2 separate regions of the Mus musculus genome follow, and region 1 is linked to region 2. A link is a loop called in an ENCODE intact Hi-C map of the cell type or tissue named here. Cell type or tissue: gastrocnemius. All regions are shown on one strand. Links, peaks and the distances in the headings refer to the core of each region. The heading gives the core; the rest is flanking DNA. Region 1 has its middle 24 kb from the start of Gm41818. Region 2 has its middle 95 kb from the start of Gda.

Region 1 (2,920 bases), core at 305-2,804, 370 kb before region 2:
AGTCAAAATCAGCTGTGGTACAACCCCATCCATCCCTCAGGAGGCAGGAGAAGTATAAACTGTAGCTCTCCCAGAGCTGTGTAGTGAGTTCCAGGCCAGGAAGCCAACGCTTGTGTGACACATCTTCAAAGAAACAGATCAAGGTTAAAAAAACAAAAGCCAAGTTCAAGCCTCAGGGAAGGTTATGAATACATAAGAGCACAGTTGTCTACGTTCTTTGGCACTTTTCTGTTACAAATATGCCTTTTTCACTGAGAATGTCATATGAGCATATAGCATTTTGACATAATCCCTCCTTTCCCCTCGTCCCCTCCCCTTCAATATCTTTCCTGTCCCTTCCTACCCCAACTATTCCCTCACAGTTTCTTGTTTTTGTTTTTCCCCCACTAAGTCCACTTAGTTTTGCCTGTTGGTGATTGGGTGTAGGACCATCTGCTGGAGCGTGGATAGCCTCTCAGGGACCACTTCTCAGCAGATAACTATCTCTGCTTCTCACAACATCCATCAGTTGCCTGGCTCCTGGGTTGGTTGTGGGATTGCCTAACCACCTCCCTATCCATGCAGAGAATTCGTCTAGCTGCACCTTGTACGTGCAGTTACAGCCAGTGTGACTCCCCCAGGTCCAGAAATCACTGATTGGCTCTAGCCATCTGCTGCCCCTGGATCTTGCAATCTTTTGTCCCCTCTTCCTGGATGATCCCTTAGCACTGGGAGCCAAGCATGTACTACAGCTGTCTCCTTGAGGCAGAGCACTCCAAAGTCAACTACTGTCTGCACACTGACCAGTTGTGAGCTCTGTACTCATCATCATCTACCACAAAAAATAAGTTTCTTGGATGAGGGTTAAGAGATGTGCTATCTGGTAAGCGTTTGGGAGCTCATTTAATGCTACTTAGCTAAACACAAAGTAGTAGGTTTATTTAATGACTTGGGTTCATTTCCAATAAAATATCTTGGATGTCATGAGTTTTGCATCATCAACACACTAGGAGAATTCTTTTGAAAAGTGTTTTATGATTATTGTTAAACTTCATAAATGATTAAACTTTATTCATCACATATTAAATTCCCAGAAGGGAATTATTGTATCTCATATTGCCATGCAAACTTGCATCATTAAACTGTAGATTAATGTATACTATTTTTTGTTTTGTTTTGTTTTTTTCCAGACAGGGTTTCTCTCTGTAACCCTGGCTGTCCTGGAACTCACTCTGTAGACCAGGCTGGTCTTGAACTCAGAAATCCATCTGCCTCTGCCTCCAGAGTGCTGGGATTAAAGGCGTGCGCCACCACTGCTCGGCTTACTATTTTCTACCTATGATTCAAGTAACTAGTATAGGAAACAGACAAATAAAAGCTATCAGGAAAATATTTGCTACTATAAGGATATGATTTAGTGAATGCTCAGCTAGCAGCTATTTTTCCTAGGAATTGCTCCACTCTACCAGCAGAGGGCGCCCTGTGCACACAGGGCCAGCAGCTAAAGTTCATTAGCATCTTACCTCTTGGCTGTCTCTGAAATGAATGTGAATGCAGGCAGTGTGTGGAGATCAAAGCTACTTGGCCTGTTCCTACACAATTCTGTGGAACGTCAAGATTTTGTAAGACATCTCTCAACATCAGTCTAAGAGGGCCTGAGTACACCCTTGGTCCAAATGAGAACCCAGACTGTAATTATAGTTAATGGCCGTTTGGGGACATTTCTATCAATGTCCAATGATGAGTGAGGGACATGTTAGCAGAAATAAGGTCGTTCTGTTTCTCTTCTGCTAGACCAACTCTACCATCACTTTGTATAAACAAAATCACGTTGAATTTGGAATCTTAGATTTGGGTTTTGGTTTTTCTTGGAGCAGAGCCTCTCCATATAGCCCAGGCTGGTTTCACAGACCTCTTCCTCCATCTCCTAAGGAGGATCTCATTCATCCTTGGCATTTATTACACATGTTCAATGTAAGAGTTATTCATATATATATTTTCCATTTTCTCTCTCCACAAAAGGTAGTTCTTGGAAAGGGAAAATAGAGAAAGACTATTCTAGATACTTACAGAATAAGTAACGATGGGCTGGGTAGAGAGCTCAGTAGTTAAGGACATTGGCTGCTCTTGCAGAGGATCCAAGTTAGGGTTCCAGCATACCCCCAAACTGCTTACAACCCACTGTAACTCCAGGGCATCTAGTGTTCTCTGGTGGAACATGCCCGCACGAGCACACACACCCCATAGTCACACATATTGCATAACCAAAATTATTTTAAAAAATCTTTTTAAAATGAAAAATAAAGAAATGACATCAATATCTCACACTATCAAGAAGAAGAAGAAGGAGGGGGGAGGGGGAGGAGGAGGGGGAGGGGGAGGAGGAGGAGGAAGGGAACTACAGCTGTAAAGAGACACTTTTCAAAACGGTGTTTGCCTCTCTCTTTGTTAGCCCTGTCAACAGCAAATTATTAGCCAGATTTGACATTCTCTGCCTTGACTGCATTACAGAAAATCAGAAATAGAATCAGACACCCCTTGACCTGGAAGGCACTGACAACTGCTTCGTTTTTTCCCAGAGGACCAAGACCCTGTGAGGGTGGAGTATTGAGATGGTCTGATTGACTGCTAAGCTGGCATCAGAATCCAGATCCATTAACCCAGCCCACCTTGTCTGTCATGACATGTGGCCTTGAGCTAGACCTTTAGCTATTACACTGACGTTAGAGTAAAGTCTGTCTTAACTCAAGAATAGCCACAATATCAAAACAAAAATATGATTATTTAAGACCAGTGACAGAGCAAGTGCTTACTTCGCCTGTGTTAGGCACAAAACCCAACGTTATGACCCCATGAGGAGCCTGAAGAGGCTAAGGCAGGAGGATCCTAGACTTCAGGTCAGCCTGGGCAGTTACAGTTTGACACCAAATTTGAACCTTTC
Region 2 (2,920 bases), core at 244-2,743:
TTTATGAAACTACAGGCCATTTTACATGACATGATTGAAGTCTAAAGAAACCATAGCTCACTCGAAGCATGTGTGAACTCTTCTGCTCTTCGTGTCTTGATAAAATGTCATACTTAAAAATATTTTTAGGATACAAATTTATGGGGCTGGAGAGAAGGCTCAGTGGCTAGGAGTCCTGGCTGCTTTTCCAGAGGGCCGAGGTTCAATTCCTAGCACAGCTCACAACCATCTGTAACTCCGGTTCTAGGGGATCCAACACCCTCTTCTGGCCTCTGAACTCAGGCGATGCACGCATATACATGCAGACAAAACACCACTACACATATTAAAATAAAAAAAAGAACCAATTTATACATTTGCTTAGGTGGCAATTACCTAGTTCTTCAGGATCTCATTGTAGCTTTGACTGATGGGGTCTCCTGCTCCCTTCCATGTGGTAAATGTGCTAGGAACTAGTCACTCATGATAGAAGCCTGGGGGAGTGAAGAGATACAAAGGTCACTAGATGCCACTTACAGAGTAAGTAACTAGTAAGGACAAATTCAGCTGAGGAATGACCAGGTCCATTTGTAAAAGCAGTCACTGTTTTGAAGATGACTCCATGAACCAAAGACTACTTGTAAGACTGGAGAAATTTTCCCAGTCAGCAAGACATGAATGATAAGAGGACATTTGACCCTGTACTGACTGGTTTTGTGTGTCACCTTGACATAAGCTGGAGTTATCACAGAGAAAGGAGCCTCCCTTGAAGAAATGCTTCCATGAGATTCAGCTGTAAAGGCATTTTTTTTTTCAATTAGTGATCAAGGGTGGGAGGGCCCATTGTGGGTGGTGCCATCCCTGGGCTGGTAGTCCTGGGTTCTATAAGAAAGCAAGCTGAGCAAGCCAGGAGAAGCAAGCCAGTAAGAAACATCCCTCCATGGCCTCTGCATCAGTTCCTGCTTCCTGACCTGCTTGAGTTCCAGTCCTGACTTCCTTAAGCGATGAACAGCAGTATGGAAGTGTAAGCTGAATAAACGCTTTCCTCCCTAACTTGGTCATGATGTTTGTGCAGGAGTAGAAACCCTGACGAAGACAGGCCCCATTTGACACTGTAGGGAAAGACAAAGCTGGGCCATGGAATGGATCTTCTGTGAGCATGCCAAGGCCTGACTGTGAGGCACATTGCTGTGGAGAGGCTAGTGAAGGACCCAGTCAGTTACAATCCATGAAGTATTGTCTAAGACACTTAGACACTGTTAGTATAGCATTAGAACCCAAGGTTCTGTGTACCTCTGGAGGCCCTTCAATGCTATGTACTACCCAGACTAACTAAATGCCAACAAGCAGAGGAGCGTCAAATGCAGGGACATTCCAGGACCTCTATAAGATGAAGCATCTCTGTTTCTGAAGACACTTGGACAGCTCAGAAGGTGAGGCTCACCCAAGGGTGTGACTACTAAGTGTTATGCCCAGACTTTAGAGCCCCCCCAGACTGCCAAAGATCTCCAGGAGTCTAACTTGTGTGCAAAAGCAAAGAGTCTTTATTCAAGGTTGAGCTGAGGCCTCTCCAACCTTTCCAGTGCATGGGTATGGAAGATGCTAAGCTGGTATCAGTCTTGCTTTTTATACAGTTTAAGCTGGGTAAGGGGCTTTTCAACTTGGTAGTTACATGATTGGTTGACATTTCCGAAAGCATAGCTTGCATAAAATTTTAGCTAGCACCATAAACTTTAATATAACATGAGTCATTTGTCCTGGGCATGACACTAGGCATTTCCCCTTATCAAGGGTGGAGTGGCTGTAACTTGGGGGTGTCTTGGTTCCTGGAACAAGCTGTGGTTTTTCCAGTTACTGAGTTCAAACTGAGGACAAGCTGGACATGAGATGGAGTTTGAACATAAGACATAATTAATTGGCTGGGTCCTTCTCTAGCTTCCTCCACAGCAATGTGCCTCATGACCAGGCCTTGGCATGCTCACAGAAGATCCATCCCACTCCATAACATGGCTTTGTCCTCCCCTACTGTGCCAATCTGGGACAAAAGTGGGACAGCACTCATATCTGGCTGGTCTTCTGCTGTAGCTAGCAGAGTTTCCAGGTGCCAAATGCACTACAGCTATCAGAGGACATTCTACTTGTATAACGATTAAAGAAAAGGTAGATGACTCTGTTACAGAACCCAGTTCCCAACCTGCTGCTGGCATGGTTTGGAGGCCAGGCTCCTTTAGGGTTGGAAGTAGAATACTGCAGAGTCACAGGCTTCGTTATAGTTGACTGTAGTCCATGGGATGTTGACAACTGGGAGTTGAGAGCAGTGCCCTGGGAGGGCAGGGAGACCTAATTACCACAAAAAAAATGTCTTCCCAGTCAGCTGGTCCATATGCTTGCTTCAAACATGCCCACTCCCCTAAAGTCTCTCAGAGACTTCGGCATAGGACATTCTAATTGTTATCATAGCAACATGCCAGCATATTTAAGGAGAAAAATATTAGCCAAAATGTTTTCTGATGCTGGGCATGAGAGCGTACTCATGTAGTCCCAGCTCTTTTGGAAGCAGGAACAGGAAGGCCATAAGATCCCAACCAGTCTTATTAAGACCCTGTTTTATTCTTGACAAATAAAACAAAAATATGTTATAACAGGCTGTAACAAAATAGTAAAATAGTTGCCTACTGTGTACAAGGTTCTAGGTTCAATTCTAGAAACAACAACAACACATACACACACCCCCGCCCCCCCCCCACACAGATTTTACCATTTGGTCTAAGTGTAGTGTAATTGGTTAAGCAAAATATACACCAAGTTGTGAACCCTCCTTTTCCAAATGAGGAAAACCACGTCAAAAGAATAATCATGTAAGAGTTTTATGCCAATTTGGAAATGTCCATAAAATATTATATTAACATTAAGTTAAAATTCAAGTAATTTTTAAAAAAAT

What was found. A loop is a pair of places that touch in the nucleus more often than their neighbours do. Peaks named below come from ENCODE experiments on the same cell type or tissue, not always from the same donor. Only the 100,000 strongest peaks of a DNase experiment are listed, where the experiment ranks them.
Region 1: it touches region 2 in a loop (6-fold over the local background); 37 of 42 quality-filtered maps call a loop at or near these places.

Annotation. Positions count from the first base shown.
Region 1 is chr19:21,746,133-21,749,052 of GRCm38, reverse strand. No RefSeq gene overlaps it. Among named protein-coding and RNA genes, the nearest start is that of Gm41818, 24 kb to the right of the region's middle. In gastrocnemius, for the core only: a CTCF peak has its summit at 1,450 (motif pointing right); DNase peaks (open chromatin) are centred at 580 and 1,462.
Region 2 is chr19:21,375,959-21,378,878 of GRCm38, reverse strand. No RefSeq gene overlaps it. Among named protein-coding and RNA genes, the nearest start is that of Gda, 95 kb to the left of the region's middle. In gastrocnemius, for the core only: no CTCF peak of the experiment used is centred there; no DNase peak of the experiment used is centred there; H3K27ac peaks cover 1,841 bases.